6 separate regions of the Mus musculus genome follow, and all the other regions are linked to region 6. A link is a loop called in an ENCODE intact Hi-C map of the cell type or tissue named here. Cell type or tissue: heart. All regions are shown on one strand. Region 1 holds the start of Gnas (GNAS (guanine nucleotide binding protein, alpha stimulating) complex locus). Region 2 has its middle 2.7 kb from the start of Rab22a. Region 3 holds the start of Prelid3b (PRELI domain containing 3B). Region 4 has its middle 14 kb from the start of Gnas. Region 5 holds the start of Atp5e (ATP synthase, H+ transporting, mitochondrial F1 complex, epsilon subunit). Region 6 holds the start of Stx16 (syntaxin 16).

Region 1 (4,000 bases), 220 kb after region 6:
GCCATTTTGAGTGTGTGTGTGTGTATATGTGGGGGAGGGTAGTTGGCCAAACTTTGGACCAAAGTTCAAAGTGTCCGGCATGCAGTGTGTTCAGCCGTAGAGTTGAGGTGACACGCCTTCGGCAGGTCGCAGGCATTCTCTGGGGGTTCACTTTGTCTGCTTTCTTCTACTCAGGGTGACCACGTGGACGCTGTAGGCAAGGGGCTGTAGTGTGCCGAGCCTGTAGTGAGAAGAGGGACATGTTAGACTTCAGAGAATTAAATCTGCCGCGGCACACAGCATGCATCTTGCAATATACCCATCTGCATGGTGCATAATTGCCGCAGCCTGCTTTATGTACCACTTCATACTCTCTTTTCTCAGGGTCCTGCAGGCCAGACCTGCCCACTGCCTAGCTGTATTGCAACAAAAGACAATGCCTCGCGCCATCGCCATTACCTACTGGCAAAATGTCCGCGGTGTGCGCGTGCCGCGGGCGCGCGGCAAAACAAAAAAAAACAGAACCCCAAAGGCAAACAATTAACAAAAAAACCCTGCCCAGGAATAATCTGCAGATCCCAGACCTAAAGCATTTTATGATTATTCGCTGAGCCCACCGGGCAATGTGACTGTATAAACTCCTGCAGCTCTGAGCCCACCCCGGCACCGCAAGGGGCGCGCAGCCGCAGGCTTTGTGACCGCGCTTAATTTCGCCTGGGTGGACTGTTGCAGTTCAACGTATAGCAAATGCTCTATGGTGCTCACAACAGAAGGAGGAGGGGATAAAAGGGGGCTGGAGAAGGGCTTGAGAGAGGAAATGAACACGGAATCCGCAGCTGGCGCTGGTGGCTGGAAGATGCGAGTCTCGGCAGCTGTTGCCACCATGGCACGGTTGGTCGGTGGGTTAAGTGCATTTCAGGTTTTCTAGTCTGCGAGACCACCCTAAATGGGCCATCAACTACACCCCAAATCTCCTTTTGCCTTTACCCAGAAGACAGAAGTACAAGACCTGAGCTAGGTGGGGGGTCTTCCGGTAAGCCTTAAGCCCCCTCCCCTATTTGCACGAAAGCGGCAAACATGAATAACTCCTAAGGGGGCTTTGCTTGATTTTCTGCAGTGCACTGCTGAGACCTTTATTTCTACTGCATCACCGTCCATATAAACAGAGCAAGCCCTGACTACAACACACTATACCACTGTTGAGAGCTCCGAGGTGTAATGGGGATGGGGGACATTGAAGGGATTTGCTGGAGCCATCCCCAACAAACAGCAAACATAAACATTAAAAAAAGAAAAAAAAAGGAAAAAAAAGAAATAAAGAAAAGTACCCTAGAGCATTTACGAAACAAATTGCGTGTTTACATTCGGCACTTCCTCACCCTGTCTCTACCCTTCCGGTGGGCTCACGACCACCTGTCGCATTTGTGTGTGTGTGTGCCTCTACCCCTTTCCTTGTATCCTAAAGCCTCCATTTCCTGACTTGGAGATGAGTATGGGTAATTGCCTGAGTGTGGGGTCCTTAGATAAGGAATTTACCGCATACTGGGGTAATCTGGGGTGATAAAGCCCTCCTGCAGTCCCTCCTCCCCTCGAGAAGAATCAGATGGGGAGGGAGGCTTTCAGCGTCTGTACTCTAACAGACCAATGCCCACGTCTTGCGTCACGTGTCCCAGCAACGCAAGAGAGCTCGCTCGCTCTCTGGCCAGGGAAAAAGCGAGCTAGAGAGACTCGGAATCAGTCCGGGAGAGGAGAGGACGGAGCCGAACGTCCCTACAAGGCCTCCGCTCATCAGCCCCCTTACCCAAAGTCGGGAGCAGCCGGCACCGGGAGCCAGCTCCCGGAGCCGGCTCAGCACTGAGACCTGCGTCCTCTGGCGGCAGAGAAAGAGTTCTATTTACGATTTTCGAGACGAATCGGCACGCTCTTAAATGCCAAGAAGGCGGAGCTAAAGTACAGCAAAGTACGAAGAGAGAACAGAAAAGTTCCTAAAGTTGTTGGCCGACCACAGCCCGAAGGGGTAAGTGTAACTAGGAAGGTGACAGACTTCACCAGCAAGAGATGACTCACTTCAGCCATGGTCCTGGGTTCTAGCCCCTGATTATCTATCCTTACAAAGTTTGGAAACTGAGGCTGGAGAACTTTCCAACAAAAATTTGAATTTTTTAAAAAAAAATTTTTTTTCACCCTAGTTTGGCTGGGTGCTCCGTCTTACGGGGCCCCAAATTTATTTTGAAAAGTCGCCACCGTGTTATGGGCATGTTCAACTGCCTCCACGGCAATAATATGTCAGGACAACACGATATCCCCCCTGAAGTCGGGGAGCAGCCCGAGCAAGAACCTTTGGAAGCCCCAGGGGCAGCTGCCCCCGGTGCTGGGGCTGGCCCAGCCGAAGAAATGGCGACCGAACCGGACTCCGAACCGTCTAACAATGAGCCCGTCCCCGACGAGACTGGCAGTGAGATCAGTGGACCCCCAGAAGACTCCAAATCTGACATCCAAAGCCCCTGCCAGGCCTTCGAGGAAGTCCGAGTGGGTGGAGACTACAGCCCACCTCCGGAGGAAGCCATGCCATTCGAGACACAACAGCCCAGCCTGGGAGATTTCTGGCCCACCCTGGAGCAGCCAGGACCATCTGGGACCCCATCAGGCCTCCAAGCCTTCAACCCAGCGATTTTGGAGCCCGGGACCCCCACTGGCGCGAGCCCAGGCCTGGGAGCCTATACCCCCCCACCAGAAGAAGCTATGCCATTTGAGTTCAACGAGCCTGCCCAGGGAGACCATAGCCAGCCTCCCTTGCAAGTCCCAGACCTTGCGCCAGGAGGTCCGGAAGCATTGGTCCCCAGAGCTCTTCCCGCGGAGCCCGGGAACATCAGATTTGAAAACGCTGGCTTCCGAGAAGACTACAGCCCTCCCCCTGAAGAATCTGTGCCATTTCAGGTCGGTGGAGAAGAATTCGGGGGCGATAGCCCACCCCCAGGACTCCCGCGAGTCATCCCACAAATCGGCATTGGCGGCGAGTTCCCGACAGTCGCGGTCCCGAGTGCGCTCTGCCTCGCTCCCGCCGAGAACGCGCCTCCCCTCTGGGTCCGAGGCGCCATTGACAGACCATTCCGCGAGGCTGTCAGATCTCCTCCTAACTTCGCATGCGACAGCCCCCCGATGGAGATCACCAGACCCCTGCTTGAGATTGGCAGAGCCTCCATTGGGGTCGACGACGACACCGCTGTCAATATGGACAGCCCCCCAATCGCAAGTGATGGCCCGCCCATCGAAGTCTCGGGAGCCCCAGATAAGAGCGAGTGCGCAGAGAGACCCCCAGTTGAGCGAGAAGCAGCCGAGATGGAAGGAAGCCCTACCACCGCCACTGCGGTGGAAGGAAAAGTCCCCTCTCCGGAGAGAGGGGACGGATCTTCCACCCAGCCTGAAGCAATGGATGCCAAGCCAGCCCCTGCTGCCCAAGCCGTCTCTACCGGATCTGATGCTGGAGCTCCTACGGATTCCGCGATGCTCACAGATAGCCAGAGCGATGCCGGAGAAGACGGGACAGCCCCAGGAACGCCTTCAGATCTCCAGTCGGATCCTGAAGAACTCGAAGAAGCCCCAGCTGTCCGCGCCGATCCTGACGGAGGGGCAGCCCCAGTCGCCCCAGCCACTCCTGCCGAGTCCGAGTCTGAAGGCAGCAGAGATCCAGCCGCCGAGCCAGCCTCCGAGGCAGTCCCTGCCACCACGGCCGAGTCTGCCTCCGGGGCAGCCCCTGTCACCCAGGTGGAGCCCGCAGCCGCGGCAGTCTCTGCCACCCTGGCGGAGCCTGCCGCCCGGGCAGCCCCTATCACCCCCAAGGAGCCCACTACCCGGGCAGTCCCCTCTGCTAGAGCCCATCCGGCCGCTGGAGCAGTCCCTGGCGCCCCAGCAATGTCAGCCTCTGCTAGGGCAGCTGCCGCTAGGGCAGCCTATGCAGGTCCACTGGTCTGGGGAGCCAGGTCACTCTCAGCTACTCCCGCCGCTCGGGCATCCCTTCCTG
Region 2 (4,000 bases), 420 kb before region 6:
TTATTACTATTTTATTAAGATTTTATTATTTATTTGTATGAGTGTATTGTCTGCATGTACATATATGTACCATGTGTATGCCTGGTACCTGTGGACTTTAAAAGAGGATGTTGGGTCCCCAGGGGTGCTAGAATTCCAGACTGCTGTGGACCACCATGCAGATGCTGAGACTTGAACCTATGTCCTCAGTAAAAATAAATATTCTAACTATTGAGCCAGCCTACAGACCTCAACAGCTTTCTTTTTAATTGATTATATTGCAAAAATTCTGTTTAAAATTTTTTTTAAAGTTTCTCTGTGAAATGGCTTGACTTTAATTTCAGGATGAAGAACACCTCTGATGACATTTTCTTTCCAATCTCCAGGGCCTCCTGACATTGTCTATCTGCCTCCTAGGAGCCCGAGTGGAAGGAGACTGCATCAGGCTATACGGGAGCCACTCTGGACTTGCTGCCCTACTCATCCACCCAGAGGAAAGAGTGAATGTCTTCATCCCCAGCAGCCACAGGAGACCAGACGTCAAGTGTGAGTAACTTGTCAAGGGTTGTTCAGCCAAGCAGTGGTCCTCAAACAATATTCTGCTCACTAAATCCAGCAGGAAAGACACCCCAACAGGTGGGTCCAGCTTAGCCACAAGCCACGATTGCACAGCTCCAACTCTGACAGTTTCATTTCATGGAGACATCAACAAAACACTTGCCCTGAGCCAAGTTCAGTCCTTCCTCGTGTTGCTAAAGTTTCACCAGCCCACATCCAGGCCCACGTAGATGTGCATATGTATGCACGTTTGCGGTCTATGGTGTGTGTGTGTGTGTGTGTGTGTGTGTGTAGTTTATGGTTGGTCTAGTATACAACGTTGGAGCCTACATCTGTGTCACATACCTTCTATCTGAAAAGCCAAACATTTTTACTATTTGGTCCTTCATGGGTAAATAAATATTGGTCAATTTCTAATTTAAAGGCTGGTCAAATGTCTGAGTTCAGCTCAAGTATTAGACTCCTCAATTAGCTCTTCAATTATTTCACTTGGCAGGGAGAGTTTAGTAAGAAACAGGTGCTAATATTTGGATCAAATTCACATTGTACAAAGAAAAACCTCAGCGCCTACATCTGTGGCTCAAGTTAGCATGCTGCCTGCAATGGGGTCCAGCATGGTTGCAGTCTCTGCAAAGAACAGCCACAGTGTGTAGGTGAGATATAGTGTGCTTTGCTCTGGAAGAAGTCTTTCACTCAGGATTGAACAACCACCACTCCCTCCAGCATTCAGATTCAAAGACTCTTATCTATATTCCACGGGCTGAGCTAATCCTATTTTCACCAAAGATCCAGACCTCATTTATTGGCACCTTGCTTTCCTCAAAAATAGAAATATGCCCTCTCCCAACTTCCTTCACTGCTACCTCTTGAAAACTAAACATCTGAAAAGAAATGCAGTCTCCTGAGCACTGATATATTTTACACAAGGGTCTTTTGAAGCTAAATGCAGCTTACAATACGCACAGCATATTCAGAATTGAAATCCAGCTTTCCAACTCCTCCTGCAAATGTCTGATCATTTGTGACACTCTCATCTCATTTTTAAAAACCTTTTACTGTGGGAAATTTCAAGTATGGAGAAATGAAAGGCTAGCCCCCAGCTATTAGCTTCTCCAAGCCTCAGCATCCCGCCATTGTACTGCTGGATCCCTCCTCCCAACATCTTGTTTACTATTTGTTATGGAGTTTGAAAGCTGATTTCACACACCAAGTCATTTCACTCATGAATGCTTATTGCTGTCAGGGCTCTTCCTTTGAAGAAAAACATGATACCATTATCACTGCTGAAAAAATAAATAGCAATTCTTAATATTACCTAATACCCAATCTCACTTCAATGCTTTTTCTTTTCACAGTGGTTCTGTTCAAGCGAGGATCCAAATATGACCACATACTGTGTGTTCTTGATTGGTCTCTTAGGTCTTTTTATATGTGCCACAGAGCCCTCTCATTTCCCATTCATTCATCCCTGGTATACATTTAAATACATTTAAATGCTAACTGGATGAACAGATCTTATCAACAGTCAGCCTCTCCACACTACAAGCAAACCCCAACATTGGAAACCCTCAGGCAGACTCTGAAGTGCCCTGCTCCCCCACTGCGCAACTCCACTTGAAAACTAGAGAAAGAGATGTCCCCTATGGACATTCTCAAGAGAATTCAGATCACTTCAACAAGCCAGTCCCAGAAAATGCCATCTTTTCTGTGCTGCTTTGGCCTGGAGACCCTGAATGATTTGGAAGCAAGGCACCCCCCTCATCATGCCTTCGTCTCGAGATTAGCCAAACTTAATCAAGAATCTTGAAGTAAATCAGACAAGCCTCAGGATCCATTACTGTTATCAGTAATGTAACTCTAACAATATTAATTTTTACCTAGGCCATTCAGGACTTGTCGTTTTAAAAAGGATAACCTGCATCATGCCCACAGGAACCTGACCTACACCAAGAAGCAGCAAGCCCTTTTCAGCAGCTCTCAGCGAGTGGAGTGGGTCATAACCCCTTTGTGGGTCAAACGACCCTTTCCCAAGGTCGCTTGTCAGAAAACCTCCATACCGGATATTCACATGACGATTCACAACAGTAGCAGAAACACAGCTATGAAGTAGCAACAAAACTCATTTTATGGATGGAGGCCTTCACAACAGGGGGAACTGTACTAAAGAGTCACAGCACTAGGAAGGTTGAGAACCCAAAGGCTTAGACAAACTGCCCAAGGAGAGGATAGATAAGATACCACCTCAAGTGCAGGCCCGCCCCAGCTACTGGGCGAAGAGCATTTGTAAGGCAGTGTGCACAGTAAAACAGAGAACAGAGTCAAAAGGAACCAACTTGTTGTCTTCTTTAACATCCATGGCACACCAGATGAGAGACACTGACCGCTCCAATTCTCAGCCTTCTCTAGAAGACAGGCTAATCCCACACACTTCCCAGGGTAGCAGCCAACATTTACTGAGTGTTTACTATGCACAAGGACTCATGTCACCTTCTTTGATGGTTTAATCTTTACAAAATCCCTCATTATGCAGCCCTGGCCCAGCCTGGAACTCACTCTGCAGACCAGGCCGGCCTCGAATCCATAAGACTTAGGAGGTAGGATGCTACTCTGGTGGTTTTGCAGAGGAAACGACCAATGAGGCTCTAAGCGGTATGGTGACCTGCCCCAGATCCCACTGCAACTGGAGTGATCCAGGACTGCACCTGAGGGCTGACTCAAGGGCCAGGCCTCTTCACCACTCACTTTTCTTTTCTCTCCAAGTGTCATGCTACACTAATAGAGTTGACACACACACACTCACACACACACACACTCAGGGATCAAATGTGCTCAACACTGCAATGGTCTACCAAACATTCTCAGTCAACATCAACTCCTGTCAGGGAGTTTCAGGTAGGGAAGGGAAGGGGACAGAAGTAACTCCTAGGGCTGGGACTCAGGAAGCCCCAGTTGACTGTGGTGATTTGTGTCATCTGAGGTGATTTGACCTCAACCACCAGCAAGCCTCCCTGGGTTTTTTTTTTTTTTTTTTCCTGCTCCCCTCTGGCTTGTGAGGGAGATCTAGTTCATCTTTGTAAATTCATAAGCCCAACAAATGGCCCGAGCAAGTAGAGGTAGGCGCTGAAAAACTATATTGGATAGACAAGCCAAAGCTTCGTTTGTCCATTAGCCACAAATTGGAACTTGCACTTCGAAGGTGGCATCTCTCTCAGCTACTGTCTCTTAAAATAATTCCAGAGAAGAAGTGGAGGCTGAGAAGGGTCAAGTGGAAGAGACCCACTCAAAACATGGAAAGCAGTGGGCTCCATGAAGACATGGAGCTGGCCAGGCCCACAAGTAGGGCGTCACTCCCAAGCCCTAACTAGGAACCCAAGGAGGTTCCTCCCAGGTTGGGATTGGCTTTCCCTCTCACAGCTCCTAGCGCAGCCAGAGGAGAAAGTGACAGGAAGACAAAGTTTCCAAC
Region 3 (4,000 bases), 400 kb after region 6:
CTCCCAAACTGTTAGGGTTACAGGCATGCAGCACCATCCTGGCTGACATACAGATCCTGGTGCCAAAGTGCATGTAGGCTGGGACTTTGGGTGGCCCAACCGGTCTGGATACAAGGCACTGCTGGGCTCCTCCCAGGGAGCAGTTGTGTATCTATCTTCTAGAAGACAGGTCCTTCAGCTTTCATCTACTCCAGAGGTCTGTGGCAAAAATAGACTAGGATCACCAACGACCGACTTTCATTGAACACATGCCGTTAGGAAAGGGAAGGGATGGATCCAAGGGTTGGGGTAGGGGGGGTGAGGGGGGAGGCAAGCCGAGGAAAGAGTATAGATGTAGAGAACCGTAAGGGAGGAACAAGTTCTAAGTTCTAAGGATGACACTTTGGGCCAACAGCTCTGAAGCAAAGCATTCAGATGTAGAAGAGGACTGGGGTCCAGAACCCCTTGTTCTGAAACAGACAGCATCCTAAGGACCACAGCCCCTCAGTCCCAGAAGTGGTACAAACGTTGAGAGTCCCTTCTAGTTCTAGTAGTTTGTCCTTTCTGGGACACAGCAGGTACTCAGATATGATCTACTATGTAAAACTTCTTTTACAATTACCCTCAGTAATCAGGATTGGCATTTGTAGATTAAAAGGCACCATAAAGCTATACTATTAAAACAGTGTGGCAACATTGGCCAAGTGAGTGAAGGAGCTCAGATCATCTGGAAGTGGTTTCGGATGTAAGTCAACAATAACTATGACAAGATGACATTGTAGAATAGAGCACAATAAATCAGTCAGAAAGGAGGGCTGGAACAAGGCGTAAACCAGTTATTTAGGTAGAAAGCTCTGTTGTTCTTGTGTGTGGCACCATGAACCTGGGTGGTATAATTCCCAACACCCCACTGACTCTGATCCTGTTTCCCACTATAAGTTCAGAGAACCATAAAGCTGTGACTGGATGTGATAGCAGACACTGGCTATCAGTCAGCTGTCATGGCTGAGAGGAATAGGAAACAGAGGTGACAAATTATCTGCAAGAGCAGGCCCTGGTCTCTAGATCAAGAGATCTTGATCAAGAAATCAAGAGATCTGCTCTCCAGATTGACTGTCATCAATGTTTGGCATCATGGTAGCATGAGCTGAGACCAACAGGAAGACACTCCACGTGGGTGGCCAGCTTTCTAGATGTCCGTGGGGGTGAGGGGCGCTATAACATGGGGGATTTCAGTCAGAACAACCCAGGTCACTCAGGCCATCATGCCATCACTGGGGTTCAGCCACGACACCGTGAGTCTGTCAGGTATCAGTCAGGGCACTCCAGCCACCACAAGCCGTCGGGGTTCAGTCAGGTCCCGGTGAGTCTGTCAGGTATCAGTCAGGAAACTCCAGGATACCCTGGATACGTCGGCGCTCAGGACACCCCAAAACCCTGTGAAGCCCTCGGGCCTCGTGCTCTGTGACCCCTGGAGTCACTTCCGGATCAGGCTCGACGGCCCGCTCTTGTCTTCCGTCAGTGGCGACGGTGTGGGAGGAATTCCCAGGCCTGGGGACAGGGAGCCCTAGCTCGGGTCGGGGTCGTGACCTTGGCGATCCCCCCGAGTCCCGAGCTCCGCTTGTCTCGCTACACCCGACGCCAGGAAGTTCCCCGAGGGCGCCGGAGGCGGGCGCCGCACCCACACTCACTCAAAGACGTGCTCCGAAGTCCAGATCTTCATGGTGCCAGCTGCCTGCCCGGTGTCCCTCAGTGTCCGGGGACAGTGAGGCACAGAAGTTCGCCGGCCCCGCCCCGTCCCGGCCGGCCGGCCTCGCAGCGCGCAGGCGCCGTCGAGCCAGGCGCTAGGACGCCCGGAAGTGCCATCCCGCGGCCTAGCCAAGCCGGGTTTGGCTCCGCCCCGCGGCGCAGTCCTGCCCAGTCTTCTTGGCTCAGAGCAACCAAGCCCCGCCCCCCATGCTCGGCGCAATCAAGTCCCTCCTTCGTGAAGGCTCAGTGCGCCGGCGCAGAGCCGAAAAGTGAGGCGGCCGGCCGGCGCCGCACTACGCATGCGCGGGCCTTGGCGGCGGGACTTTTTGGCTGGTTTGGCGGGTTGCTGATATGTGTCTAAAGTTCTCATTGGATGTGGCTGAGCCTGGCGGCGTTTGCCAGAGTACGGTTTTGTGGTGTGGTCTTAGAGAGTTAGTCCCACCTCTTCAATCTAAGCAGTGGGGTGGCGGGACAGGGGTGGTTTCAATCAGCACCCGTGCCCTTGCCAGCCCAGGGTTGGTTACCCTTGGTGGAACAGGCCACCCAGACAGGGCTGGACCAATTGCTCTACGGTCATAGGTCATCTCCATCACCATTTCTCAGTGATGCCCACGCCCTCCTGTGCCTCCACAACTTCCTGTTACATATTCCTCAGCAATTACCACTCTGGAGTCATCTTGTTTATCTGTTAGCTCCCATTGTAAGTCATCCCCCAGAAAGCCAGCCCTGGCCTGTCTCCATCATGGCACTCAGCACCTCTGGATAGCAGGGGTTTAAAGGTTATTGAAAATGAAATAGTTATTTGAGGAATGAATTAATTAGGCCATTTAGTTTATCTGCTTGACTTCTAGTCTGTAGGCACGTGAGGGTGAGGCTCTTGCTAGGCTTGTTCAGTGATTTCCTCCCTGTACCTAATAATTACAGATGACATTCGTGAGAGAATGACTAAGAAGTGAGGGGGCAGGAGCGGATGGCATGTGGTTCTATTCAGAGATGTGCCGGGTAAGATGGACGAACTGCTTGGCTTGGGTTTCAGGTGTAGCTTCCCACCTCTGCGCACCCTGTTCCCCGCATCCTGTGCCTCCCGACAGAACAATTTGCCTTTTGAAATGACAGTTGGAGGAAAATCTTTGCATCTCGGTACTTAAAGAGCTACTTAGAATTACCCTTTGTCCCTAGTTTGTTCAATTGTTAAAAACAAATAAAGCCAGGTTAATTTAGGAGGGTGGATCATTTTTTTTTTTAAAATAGCCAAAGCAGTTTATATTTTAAAAGATAGAAAAATTATATTAGACAGGAAGGAAATAATATGGTTGGTAGCTGCTAAGTGTAATTTGTTTTACCTGGGGGATTATATATATATATATTCAGTACTTTGAGTGATTTCTTGGGGAGATAATGTTTTAAGGGCTGCTGAGAGGGCCCCAGCCTTTGTTAAGATGTGAAGTTAGTGCTGTGTATTACTGGCTCTAGTGCAGTCACTACAGAACAGTCAGTCCCTGCTGCCCTAGAGCTTCATGAAGCTGTTCACCAGCTAGCTGGCCAGCCTCCTCTGCCTCCTCCTCCTCCTCCTCCTCCTCTTCCTCTTTTCTCTTTTCTTTCTTTGCCCCCAGTTCAAGATTTTTTCTTTGTCAAAGTCATACCAGAAAACTTACTTCTTTTCCATTGCTCTCCAAAACATGACTGTACCAGTCTACTGATTTTGCTTCCTTCATCTGGAGTGATGGGGATGGATCGTTAGGTGGGTGGATGTCTGGGGTCCGATGGTCTTTTCTGTGTCTCCCTGTACTAAAAAATGCTAATAACTCTTTGGGGTTTGGAAAACAAGGTCTTCCTTCTATCACTGCCTCCTAGGGACACACTAAGAGGCTCACTGAGGATGCAAAACAAGGTGTTTAGACCCTTAAGAGTCATGTTAGTAATGGTTCCTTTTATTGAGAGAGAAGTCATTAGGACATTGACTTGATTTGGAATACGGTGACTGGATCTCCTGAGTCTGCCCCAGGGATGGCACCTGTGACTCCCGCCTGCCAGGAACTTCACAACTGGTGGGGGACAAACGACAAGTCAAGAGAAAACCACAAGATACCCAAAGAGAAGGCTCTATGTCGGGGAGACCATGGACTGTGAGGAGGAGCTGGTGTGAATGGGCCTCAATGACAAGCCCTGCTTCTGGCTCTGACTCTGACTGGGCCTCTGATCCGTTGATTTCGAAGCTTCGCTCAATCGCCCTCCACTTGTCATACTTTGCATCATTATTTCATCTGATAAA
Region 4 (4,000 bases), 210 kb after region 6:
TGTCTTTTGGTGCAGCCCTGCTCCTCCTGGAGTCCGTGCTGAGCACGTGCTGAAATGAATTTGTAACTGTACAGATGACCGGGGCTCGGAAGCGTATGCTTTGTTAACTGTCCATAGCTGATTCAAACGCATCTTGCAAGAAAGAGCAGTGCTAATGCAGAACCCTGGTCCAAGATATGTATTATGTAATGCATAGTTTTTAATAATGTGGGCAGTCCTGGTGTTTCTGTACTAGTGCATAGGATGTGGGCTGCCATCTCTATCACGGGCATAAAGCTTTCCCCTGAAAAATGAGGCACTTTCCCACACACACTAAAAACCATCATCCACCTCACTGCTGACAGCTGGCATCAGTTTCCATCAAACGGGCATTTACCAGCACCCACAGTCCTGTTTTCCTCTCTCTGTGTGCCCTAAAATTGGCTAGACCAATGTCTTTGTGCTCCATATGATGTTGGCAGAACTGTTTTAACTGAAAAAAAAAAAAAATAAGGTTAAGTGTATGGAAGCGGTCGGACCCCTCAGATACCCCCATTCATCAGGGTGGAAAGGCAGAGATAAGGATCTGAGATCTCAACCCCAAACAGGGGCTCAAGAGTCACAGCAATGCACTAAGAGTCAGCAGAACATCTAGATTACAGCCACACATTTGTTCATGAGATCTGCTGATCCAACCCCACTCTATCTCACCAGCATTTAAGGCTGTACATGAACTCCTAGACCACAAGATGCAGCACCAACAGTCAAGACAGAGAGATTCTATAATCTCCAACCATGCAGGGCACCTAGGACCTAAGTCTGTGACACTGCATCTGGGAGCCTGACTCTGAGGTGCAAGTGTGTGAGGGTAAGTAAGTGACCTAGGACCAGCACCTGCTTCAAGACATAACTCACAATTCCACCTCCAGGAAGGAACCCTGGGGGAGCAGCTTGGAGAGGCAGCAGTACCTCTTGTGACTCTTCACATGGACTCAAGGGAAAAACAAAAAACCAAACAGCCCACCGTGTGACATGTGTTCCATGTAAAAAACAAATCAAAAAAACCTCAAAACCAAAAACCCAACAACTAAAACACCCTGCCAAGACTTCATGCATCCCTATAACACAACTCTGCTAGTGTTATGCTTTTTTTTTTTTAAGGTACTCTATATTTAACAAGGCAAAAGGCAAGATAAACGAGCCCCACACCCACTTCCCACAGGGCTCCATCCCCTCCTGGACCTACCTGAGTCCATCGGCTCTTCCAAGCGCGCTCTGGAACAAGCAGGTCGTTTTACCTTGTTCTTCCGAGTCCAACAGCAGGATCCAGTGGTCTCTGGCCGCCCCCTAGCCATGATGCTCTTGCTGACGTACCTGTTTTTCTCATGTAGCGTGAGCTAGATGAAGTAATGATGCTGGAAGAATGAGCTGATGCTCTGGTTAAGATATATTAACCCCTCAAGACCCCTTTCTCTAATCCAAGACCTGCTCCTGTTCCTCGCTATCTTCAGCACCTAGAACAGAGCTCCGCGAGTGCCGGGAACTCAAGTGTGTTGGTTGAACCCTCAGCTGAAATGCATGAGTCCGTGGCTCAAAGACTACCCTAAAAACCCACACGGAGAGCAGCAGTTGAAGGGCATTCTCGTGGATACTCACTCTCAGCTTCCTATGGTCTTCCAGCACACCTCAGTGGAACAGTGTTCACCATGAGCTGACTGTCGGCTTGCAAATTCCTACATCTACAGCCGCGGGGGGCGGGGTTGTTTGCCAGTGGGGTTCATACCTTCTTGGAGGCTGCTCTAATTAATTACAGTTACTTTAACAGCCCTGACAAAAGTAACCACCTTTGATAAGGTTAGTGTTTACTTGAGGCTCTGATCCTCAAGCATTCACGCTCTTCGGTCATTAACACTCATTCACGTACGGATCCTCATTCCCCTGAATATTTACAATTTTGCGTTCTGGTTTTCAATTGTTTGGTGGCTATGCTCATGGAGAAAAAGTTGAGGAGTGGGGACAACCCCCCGTGGGAATCTATACTTGGCTTCTAAAATCCGCTAACCTGTAGCTATCTTACTCCCTTCGCTCGCTAGACCTCGATATCCAGCCCCCCACCCCCCATGCTTTGGCCAAATCTACTCAAACAAGGTTCCCGCCTGCCACCTGCCGGCCCACTAGGGTCTGCGCCATGAGCTATGCGCCAACGCACAGCTCGCGGGGAGGCACTCCCGCCCCCAAACACCTCCCTACTGCACATGCCCGGCAGAAGTCCGCGCAACTTTATAGGGCCCCATTGCCCCATCTCTCCTCAGTCTCCTCTATCCTCTCCCAGACGAGAGGATCAGTGGAGGCACCTCTCGGAGTCTTAGACTTCAGAGTCTGAGACTTAGCGAGAGGAGCCTCGAGGAGACTCCTTCTCTCTTCTTTACCCATCCCTTTCTTTTACTTACAGCCACAAGCTGAGGCGCGGAGCTTTAGAAAGTTCGCAGTGGTTTGAAGGTAGGTACATCCCTTCTTTTTGCCCCGAGGCGAGATTGGGGTCTTCAGACCCCAGCTTCTCTCCTCATAAGGTTAATCCTTTTCGGCCCCAACAGTCCTTGCGCAGTGGGGCCACTCTCTGCAGAGCCAGAGGGTGAGTCGGCTTCTCGGTGAGCACCTAAGAGAATGGATCGCAGGTCCCGGGCTCAGCAGTGGCGCCGAGCTCGCCATAATTACAACGACCTGTGCCCGCCCATAGGCCGCCGGGCTGCCACCGCTCTCCTCTGGCTCTCCTGCTCCATTGCTCTCCTCCGCGCCCTAGCCTCTTCCAACGCCCGCGCCCAGCAGCGTGCTGCCCAGCGCCGGAGCTTCCTTAACGCCCACCACCGCTCCGCTGCCGCTGCAGCTGCCGCACAGGTACTCCCTGAGTCCTCTGAATCTGAGTCTGATCACGAGCACGAGGAGGTTGAGCCTGAGCTGGCCCGCCCCGAGTGCCTAGAGTACGATCAGGACGACTACGAGACCGAGACCGATTCTGAGACCGAGCCTGAGTCCGATATCGAATCCGAGACCGAAATCGAGACCGAGCCAGAGACCGAGCCAGAAACCGAGCCAGAGACCGAGCCAGAGGACGAGCGCGGCCCCCGGGGTGCCACCTTCAACCAGTCACTCACTCAGCGTCTGCACGCTCTGAAGTTGCAGAGCGCCGACGCCTCCCCGAGACGTGCGCAGCCCACCACTCAGGAGCCTGAGAGCGCAAGCGAGGGGGAGGAGCCCCAGCGAGGGCCCTTAGATCAGGATCCTCGGGACCCCGAGGAGGAGCCAGAGGAGCGCAAGGAGGAAAACAGGCAGCCCCGCCGCTGCAAGACCAGGAGGCCAGCCCGCCGTCGCGACCAGTCCCCGGAGTCCCCTCCCAGAAAGGGGCCCATCCCCATCCGGCGTCACTAATGGGTGACTCCGTCCAGATTCTCCTTGTTTTCATGGATAAAGGTTAGTTGCCCTGACCAAACTGGGGTCCCTGAGACAGTAGGGTGGGAGGAAAGAGACAGATGGGAGGCAAGGTGGGAAGGGAGCGGTGCCCATTAATCAGCCCGAAATGCACCCCGGAAAAGGAGAGAGGGCTCTTCAAGTCTCTCCAGGGCACCCAGGGGCGCTTGGGAGGCCAAAGGTTTGTTGGACGGTGAGGCATTTCTGGCGCCTCGCTGGAGACAACCTGAGGTCCCCGAGCTGATACCCGGTGCGCAACATTGAATTCGGTGTGCCACACTGAATTCCCAGCGCGCCCCAGGTTTGGAGTTACATACATAAACGGCAAAGGTAAGTCACTTGTTTTCTATGTTCTCTCCCCTCCTACAGAAGTTAGTCTTCAGCAACGGAGTTGGCTTTAGGTAGAGCCCACTGGGCTCGATATGGAGGTGCACGCACCAACTTTGGCGATCTGAGACTGCTGCGCCATAGCTACAGTATTGCAATGCGCAGAAAGTAACTGCGTTTGGGATTGGGTGACAACTCTGGAGCCTAAATCGCACGTGGCATTCAGCCG
Region 5 (4,000 bases), 390 kb after region 6:
CACCTCCGCACAGGGAAACTGAGCCAGCCTCCCTGAGCACACAGGGAGCTCAGCAGAGCAGGACTTGCCTGGGGTTATGAGCCTTCCTGCCCGGATGCTGGGAGAAGGGATGCGTGAGACACCAGCAGCTATGGGGAGGACCATTCGAAGTACTGCCGTCCATGCCTCATGTTCCAGACCGTTACATAACTCCAATAGCAATTATAAGGGGGGGGGGGCATCCTCCCAATTACTTGATTTTGTGCAGATAAATGAACCAGGTTTAATTAAAATAAGATGGCTTTCTATCTCAGGGTTGCTAACTGCACTGAAAAATCAATTTGCCAATTACTGTTTGCCGGGGCTGTACAGGGCTCCCCTCCCTCATGCCAGGCGACCTCTACAACCTGCACACTTGGAATGATCACCCCAGTATCCGGCATCATCCAAGCCCACCGCCCACCGAGAGGCAGACGCTCAAACTAAAGTTTTTGGGTTTGGCTTTATGGCACTTTAAAAACTTTAAGAGGCAACTTGTGAGGAAACCAGTGACTCACTCACCAGCTACTCCTTCTTCGAGACTTTCACAATTTTTATGCTGCTGCCCGAAGTCTTCTCAGCGTTCGCTTTGAACTCGGTCTTCAGGGCATCCCTCACTGCTTTTGCACAGATCTGGGAAAACCGGATGTAGCTGGCAAAGTGAGAGAGGATACGAGGCTGGTTACCAACAGCTGGAATGGCGGTGTCATGAGGTGTGATACCCTGGTTTTCTTTCCATAATTTTGGTTGATTACTAAGGTAAAATTGGACTGAAAACTGGGCAATATCAAACAGGATCTATTCAAAGGAAACAATCGGAACTGTGCCCCCCAGATCAGCTGGTACTTGGCTGGGAGGTCACAATTCTTGGCAGTGTATCTTTTCAGGACTTAGTAATTTAAAATAAGGGTTGGTTGGTTTGTTTGCTTTTTTAAGTCCCACAATGTAGGAAAGATTCCCCAGCCCATTTCTGTATTTAATTGCTTTAATTATATTATTCCTACAACACACACACACACACACACACAATTAGGAAAGCTATTTTGAATTAAAAGAGTGCTTTTCATGGTCAACTATTAAAGGCACTGCTGAAAATATTGGATTTTTGCTCTTGTCTATCGTGAAAACACTTCCTAACCAAGGTTTCCAAACTTCTCAGAGAACATCACCAGTAGCAAACAGAGCTCAGAGGAAACTTCCTGTTAGGTAGATGGATTCACCTGTCAACACTATTATCCCAGAAGATAGCACTTTTCACACTTTTTGAAACCAGAGATGGAGGAGTGGCTGGCTGTTTCTCCTGCTTTAAATCTGTTTGGGGAGCTCAGGAGCAAAGGGTTTAACCTGCAAAGCACCGGGGTAAAAATAATAGCTGTCCTTCAAGCGGCTGGGCGCAGGAAAATAAGGTGATGGACGCCATGGGAGATAGTTTAATAAGAGGCATCAACTGTGAGCCTACCGTCCTTTTGTTCTACACAACTTTGCTTGAACTCTGTCGGGGCACTGGGCCTTCAGCCTGATACCCAGAAAGGTGTTCCTCCACCCAGCACACTAACAAGATGCACTCCCTGGAGCAAGGAAACCATGCACCACCACTCCTAGGCCCACAGCTCGCACCCATCACGGGGCCCCTGCAGGGCGCTCCACAGGTTAGAGGGCTTTCACCTTTTTTCACTACTGGGAAAAGGTCACTAAGGTCACACTTGAAAATGAACTTGTGCGCCCCTCCCTCTGCGCAGGTGAGCAAGGTCAGTGTCAGCGTGGCCAGGTCAAGGGTGCTGTGCACTTGGCCGTCACAGCGATCATGCAGGTACTGTAGGCTACCTCTCCCGAGGAGCAGCCACCTCTGTTTAGGGTCCCTGACCCCATGACCCCGCGAAGAGCCTTGTCCACGGCGACGCCATCTTGGAGGGTGGCCGCGTGGCTTGGCCGTCTCGTACGGCCTGGTGACGGCCGGCCAGGCCTTCCCAACGCTTTCTGGGCGTACCTGAGTCCAGCCTGTCGCCAGTACGCCACCATGGTGTCTCGAGCGGGCGCGTCGGGCAGAACCGCTGGGTCGCTTCAGAGTAGCCTCAAACCGGCCCGGCAGCAGGAAGGTCAGGCCTGAGTAGCGGAAGGGGTGGGGTACGCGGACCTGCCAGTCAGCGCCTCATCCCGCCCTTGCCAACCAGGAGCCAATAGGAGCGCCGGTCGCGCCTTGCCCATTGGCCGAGCGGCTACCGGAAGCTGTGGCCGTAGAGACACCTGGGAAAGCGAGGCCGCTGCATGCCGGTCACCTTCCAGGTGCTGCGGGCAGGGGGCGGGGCCTCCTCGAGCCCGCTCTGAGTGACAGCTAATGTTCCTGTCTGCATGTACCCATGCCCAGGATTCCATTTGTACTCAGGCAGAATTCACGATGGAACCACATTGCAAAGTGGAAATGTATATACTTAAAAAAACATCATCAGGGCATCAGACCCTTCCAGAACAGGTGTAACTCCTAGAAACCGTACCTGACACTTTGTCCAACAATGTTAAGTAGTGCTCTGTTTAGCTGGAACATTCATTCCACTTGTCAAACGATTTTTCCTTTACTTTTTAAAAATCTTTTACAAATGTCCAAAGAATTATTAAACTGAGTAATCCTTTAAAGTAGGAAGCTAAGAACTTGAAGTTGTGGTTTTGTATGCATGCTAACTGGTCTCTTCAGGAAAACCCACCCCATAAAAGGCAAAAGGCAGTCACCAGTCACCCAGGCAAAACTGTACACATCAAAGCCAACACCACTTAGACAATCTCTGTGGCTGTTTTGCAGCCATCCTGAGTCCCCACGGGGCGCAATCTTCTAGGACTTCCCTCAGACCATGGTGTTCCTCCAGGCTCTTCTCATCTAATGCCCTGAGTTAAGGTGAGAAGATCTGGGTCCTAGGTGACATGTGTTGTCTCAAATGATGGACAGCTCTTCATGTAATAAAGCTGTTTTGTGGTCTTAACTGCCTCAAGAAGTACTCATATTCCGATAACCTGACATACCATGTCTTAGCAACTACAAACCCATGACATTTATAAGTCAATGTGAAGTGCTCAGAGATGGGAAGAGCTGCTCTTCTGTCTCAGTGTTCTGTTAAGAGTGATGAGACACTCAGGTAATGACTTTATTTTTTCGGTTAACATAACCAGCCCACAGTACAGCATGCGAAATCACAAAGTACAAATTCAAGGAAGGGAATGCCTTTACTAAGTCACAAAATTTGGCAAATTATTATAGTACCCGTTAATACAATAAAATACTATTTTTGCTGGAGTCATATATTACCTTACTGTTAATTTTCACTCCAAAAATATCATTTAAAAGTACCAAATCCAAACACTGGTTTCCAGCAGGGCAGGTTATTTTATATAAATTAATGTCATTTAAATTTTACAGGTTCTCTTTGTAGAGTGAGTCCCTCATGCAGGCAGTTCTGGTTCACAGCAGCGGGCAGCTGTGGACAGGAGGGCGGCTGGGCTCTGCTCTGGTTGGTCCGCAGCCAGGTAGTGTTCCAGTACCTGGAGCTTTAAGAGACTCCAGATCAACACCAATTTCTTCTAAGTACTTAAACAACAACAACAACAACAGCAAACAAACCCGTTAACTGTTCACATGAACACAGCCTCTCCCAGTCTTACATCCTCCCCTCAGATGATCCCTCTGATTTAGAGGTTCTGGATCTTTTGTTTAGATCAAAAGTCACAGCCTTACCCCACCTCATTAAAAAAAAAGATCTACCTAAAATAATTGTGTCTTTTAAATAACAAATAATATGATGCCAGCTTGAGAGTCCTGGAGCCCTGATGCTGCACACCAATTTCCATTGTCATTTGTCCACCAGTGCTGCCGCTGCCGCCATTGGTGTCCTTATGCTTCCTCTTGCTGATGCTGCCAATTCCTCAATCTCAGCGTTCAGTTTATGTATCACCCACTCCATTGCTTCTCGGCCCTTAAAAAGTGCAACGCATTTAT
Region 6 (4,000 bases):
TATGTAAACTGGACATATAGATGTGTTTAAAATATATACGTTAGAAGGCTCTAAAGGCTTTAGAGACACTGGATGGAGGACAGACATTTGGGAACGTAAATCTCAGCTCTCCAATATTCGTGCATATATTTATAAACCATTTATTCGGAGCTTGTTACAAGCCAGATGAGATGGCAGTGGGTACAAAGATGACTAAAACACAGCCGTCCAGTCCAGCGTAGGAGGGAGATCAGGTTCTAGCCAGAAGTAAACAAGCCCCTGCTTTGCAGGGGGGTTGGGGGGAGGCCGATGTGTGCTCTCGAGAATGGAGGAGAACAGGCCCACAGCTCTAATCCAATGTTCCTGCGGGAGACCGGCTCGGCGGTTGTTTACTAACGCCGTAAGCACAAAAAGGAGAAGGAGGAGGAGGAGGAGGAGGAGGAGGAGGAGGAGGAGGAGGAGTGGGCTTTGCCACGTGACTGGGGTCAGCTCTCACCAGCAGGGTGGGCTGCCGGAACTCTTCCCTCACTGCACAAATATCCCCTGGGGTCTGCACACAGGGTTCCTCTTATTTCCCTCCACGAAATTAACCCGGGGCCTGTGGTTTTGGAGCAGCAGAGTGCTTGGTTCTATGGCCCCAGCGGGGTCTGGGCTGTTTGTCACCTTCCGAGCAGCCCCCGCTGATCGTCAACCGCTGCGGGGGGAGTGGGCGCCCCTGTCTTTAAGGAGCTCGGCATCGGAATCATCTCTTCTCTATCAGCTCGCACCGCTGCTCTCCGGGCCTCGATTCCTCCATGCATTCATTGTGTTATGTGTCTCAAAGATACTTTTCATACGGATACTGTTGCACACAAGCACAGGAGCACCCGCTCTTAAAAGCAAAAGCACCCGGGGCTCAAGAGCCTGACCCTACGCGCGGCTCCCACGCCTGCCTCCTGGCACCCGGGAGAGGCAGGGGACCCTCAAGTCAGGCCAAACTGTTCCCAATCTGATCCCAAAGCTGAGAGCAAGATTGAGGGCAAGACACCCCATAAAGTCGCTCTGCAGATATTGGTCTGTCATCCAGGCTTGCCGGTGACCCCAGCCTCCGGAGCTGCTGTTCACTGAGTGCGGCAGCTGCAGCCCTGGGGGGCCCTGGGAGACGCCCCCACCCCCCAAGCCAGGGTAGCAACGAGTGGGATGCATGGTTCCAGAGACTGGGAGGCGACCAGAAACCCCAGCTCGAGGAAACGTGGGCATAACCTCAACACAAAGTACTTTTTGGGGGAGTGGGGCTGAGGGGTTGTCTCTAAGTTTAGGAACCTTTCCCACTTGGGCACAACATTGTAGTGCCCAAGTGTAGATGCCTGACCACTCTTTATTGCCCACAGTAAGGCCAGCAAGGCCTAGCGCCCAAGCTTTTTTTATTATTATTTTTTTCTTTTTTCCCTGGCCTGGTTGTTTTTCGGATACTTTTTTTTTTCTCACAGTTTAAAGAAAAAAAATAAAAAAATAAAAAGGTAAGGCCATCTCAGCAGCGCCAGGCGCCTGCAGTGGAGCGTGCCTGGCCTGCAGAGGCAGACTTCTTCCACTTTTCCTCCGCCCCCGCGCAGGACTAGGCTCTGCAAGAGCCACGTTTCCACATTTCTGCCTGCCTGACAATCCTACTAGAAGTTTACAATTGCCTGGACCCCAGTGGTGGTCTTCGGCTCCAGGGCCAAGGTTTTGAAGCCGTTTTTTGGGGCCAGGACGCCTGCCCCAGAGTCTGTACACTCTTAGGAAAAGGGGAAGAAGGCGCCCCGGGAACTGTCCCAGAGAGGGCGGAGCACTCCCATCCCGGGGCAGGGCAATAAGGGAGCTCCCGCTCCCGGAACGTTGCAAGCAATCTCATGAATGTCGCAGGGGGGCACCCGCGAGGAACGGACAGGAAGAGGGCCGGGGGAATGCTAGAGCCCGGGACCACTGCACGGAAGCGGCCTTGGGCAGGGTTGCAGCCTGATCCCGGGATGGAGGGTGCCGGTGAAGAGGAGTGAGGAGGCTGGGGGAGGCAGGCCGTGAGGTCCTCGTGGAGGCCCGCAGCCTCCTGGCAGTGGAGAAGCAGGCCGCACAGGAAAGAGAGGGGTCAGGTCGGGCTGAGCCTCAGTAGGCTCAGGCGACTATATGGGAGCTGTAGACGCTCCTTTGTCGTTGTGGGCTCGGCCTGTTTGGAGCAGGCCTTTTGTGAGGAGAGTTAACCCAAACTCGGAGTTAGAGCCACATGCCGGGCACGCAGGCGCTCTGAGTTAGGGTTAGGGCGCCAGCACCTTTGGGGAGGTCTTAGGAAGTGAGTGGGTAGGGGTCTCTCCCATCCCCGAGCCGGATTGGCGCGTCAGGCGCTTGTGGATCCGAGCTGGGATTGGGGAGGGGTCTCCAGGACGTTTGATTTCGACGCTAGGATTGGGGGGATTCGAGTGCTTTGAGATCCGAGCCAGCCTTGGGGTAGGGGGAGTCAGGCAGTTGGAAAAGGCGAGGTGGTTATTTGGGGAGGGGTCTCCGCGCTTAGGCGGATTGCAAAATCGCGCCGTGAAAAGCCTAAGGCTTTGTCAAGAGAGATTTCTGTGCAAGAGTGGAATCAGCTAGGCCAGACCAAGAGAGAAAGTGAACAAATCAGGACTACAAGGGGGGGTGGGAGACCCTGAGAGGGGGGGTCACAAAGGGGGAGACAATGGCCACCAGGCGTTTAACCGACGCTTTCTTGTTGTTGCGGAATAATTCCATCCAAACCCGGCAGCTGTTAGCCGAGCAAGTGAGTAGTCACACCACCTCCAGCCCTCTGCATTCACGTAGCATTGCTGCGGTGAGTCTTCCTGGCGGCCTCTCCAGACACACACACCGTGTGCACTGCGGCTCTGCCTGTCTGTCTGTCTCTTGTCTGTCTCTCTGTCTAAAAAGAAAAAAAAAAAAGAAAAAAAGAACAACAACAATAACAAGGCGACGACGACTAGGAGTGTGATACAGAAGGAAGTGGAGCACGGCCATGGCTTATGGGGCACTTGCAACCCCCAATGGGGACCACAGTATCAACCCCTGCCCTGCCTTCTCACTTCCTGGGCCTCCTGGTCCTCCTCCCCCACCATCCGTCGGGCAGCCTCGATTTACATATGTTTTAACACGAGGACTTGGAACCTAGGCCTTTCTCCAACCTTCTTTTTGTTTTGTTCTGTTCTGTTTGGCACTCCCCCCCCCCCCCCCTGCAATGGCCTCACTTTGGTTCTGTGGGCCAGGTGGGTGGTTAGCTGACTCAAATCCTTGCAGACCCCCCCCCCCCAGGAAGGAGTGTGTGTGTGTGTGTGTGTGTGTGTGTGTGTGTGTGTGGTCTGCTCAGCTCAGCTCATTTTCTTTCCCACTATTTTTCTTCCAATGGCCCTAGTTCTCGGTGTGGCCATGTACACTAGGAGTAATTGCTTTGCTGCCCCCCCCCCCCGCCCTCCCCCCTCCGAGGACTCATGTTGGTGAGATTGCAAGGTGCTAGGCGCTTCATTTTCCATTTCCCACACAGGAAATTAAGCTTCTCCATTCGAACTTTTTTTTAAAAAAACAAAACAAAACAAAAAAAGGAACCAACATGATGCGGATGTGAAAATTAATCCCCCAAAATAGCACATGGCTTTTGATTTTATTGACCAGAACTTCACTTCGCCTAGCAGTGTAGGGTTTTGTTATTGTTGTTGTTCTTTTTCAAAGCAATGTTCCAGTATGATTGCTGTATTTGGTTTGTTTTTGATGGAGGCTTTGGCTTCCAGAGCCTCAGTTTCCTGCTCTCTCAGATAGGGGGCGGGTCTGAATGGTGCAGCCAGATGAATATTGTTAGCTTTGTAATAATACCTTTAATTGAAAAGGGAAGGTTTGAATGGAAGCAGCCTTGAAACATGGGGGAATGCACGGTCACCCCACGACCTTAGGGGCTGCATTTGAAACATAGTTCGTGAAACGCTGCAGCTTTCCCGCCTTTTAAACAGTTGCCTTTTAATTTTTTCCTTTTATCATTTATGGAAGTGCTAAT

What was found. Hi-C counts contacts between places; a loop is a spot of excess contacts. Peaks named below come from ENCODE experiments on the same cell type or tissue, not always from the same donor. Only the 100,000 strongest peaks of a DNase experiment are listed, where the experiment ranks them.
Region 1: a loop joins it to region 6, with 4 times the contacts of the local background. A loop is called at or near these places in 12 of 42 quality-filtered maps.
Region 2: it touches region 6 in a loop (6-fold over the local background); 9 of 42 quality-filtered maps call a loop at or near these places.
Region 3: it touches region 6 in a loop (2.3-fold over the local background); 5 of 42 quality-filtered maps call a loop at or near these places.
Region 4: a loop joins it to region 6, with 2.2 times the contacts of the local background. A loop is called at or near these places in 12 of 42 quality-filtered maps.
Region 5: it touches region 6 in a loop (2.1-fold over the local background); 5 of 42 quality-filtered maps call a loop at or near these places.

What each region holds. Positions count from the first base shown.
Region 1 is chr2:174,295,633-174,299,632 of GRCm38, forward strand. It overlaps Gnas (GNAS (guanine nucleotide binding protein, alpha stimulating) complex locus), which reads left to right and starts at 2,227. Exons shown (of 12, transcript NM_010309.4): 1 at 2,227-4,000. The coding sequence starts at 2,230. In heart, a CTCF peak has its summit at 1,849; no DNase peak of the experiment used is centred here; H3K4me3 peaks cover 3,660 bases; H3K27ac peaks cover 1,003 bases; H3K27me3 peaks cover 1,692 bases.
Region 2 is chr2:173,655,173-173,659,172 of GRCm38, forward strand. It overlaps the pseudogene Ppp4r1l-ps. Among named protein-coding and RNA genes, the nearest start is that of Rab22a, 2.7 kb to the right of the region's middle. In heart, no CTCF peak of the experiment used is centred here; no DNase peak of the experiment used is centred here; H3K4me3 peaks cover 410 bases; H3K27ac peaks cover 246 bases.
Region 3 is chr2:174,471,162-174,475,161 of GRCm38, forward strand. It overlaps Prelid3b (PRELI domain containing 3B), which reads right to left and starts at 1,780. Exons shown (of 6, transcript NM_025531.2): 1 at 1,671-1,780. The coding sequence starts at 1,702. Gm38546 (a long non-coding RNA gene) reads left to right here and starts at 1,850. Exons shown (of 2, transcript XR_867090.2): 1 at 1,850-2,428; 2 at 2,653-2,948. In heart, a CTCF peak has its summit at 1,914; a DNase peak (open chromatin) is centred at 1,930; H3K4me3 peaks cover 2,126 bases; H3K27ac peaks cover 1,738 bases.
Region 4 is chr2:174,282,031-174,286,030 of GRCm38, forward strand. It overlaps Gnasas1 and a transcript of Gnas not described here. Among named protein-coding and RNA genes, the nearest start is that of Gnas, 14 kb to the right of the region's middle. In heart, a CTCF peak has its summit at 2,155 (motif pointing left); no DNase peak of the experiment used is centred here; H3K4me3 peaks cover 2,497 bases; H3K27me3 peaks cover 2,197 bases.
Region 5 is chr2:174,461,960-174,465,959 of GRCm38, forward strand. Atp5e (ATP synthase, H+ transporting, mitochondrial F1 complex, epsilon subunit) reads right to left here and starts at 2,142. Exons shown (of 3, transcript NM_025983.3): 1 at 2,006-2,142; 2 at 541-670. The coding sequence starts at 2,037. The coding sequence ends at 544. It overlaps Prelid3b (PRELI domain containing 3B), which reads right to left. Exons shown (of 6, transcript NM_025531.2): 6 at 3,132-3,977. The coding sequence ends at 3,855. In heart, a CTCF peak has its summit at 2,310; a DNase peak (open chromatin) is centred at 2,212; H3K4me3 peaks cover 1,658 bases; H3K27ac peaks cover 1,313 bases.
Region 6 is chr2:174,074,396-174,078,395 of GRCm38, forward strand. It overlaps Stx16 (syntaxin 16), which reads left to right and starts at 2,656. Exons shown (of 9, transcript NM_172675.4): 1 at 2,656-2,794. The coding sequence starts at 2,663. In heart, CTCF peaks have their summits at 1,547 and 1,750; DNase peaks (open chromatin) are centred at 1,166, 1,836, 2,326 and 2,956; H3K4me3 peaks cover 4,000 bases; H3K27ac peaks cover 3,333 bases.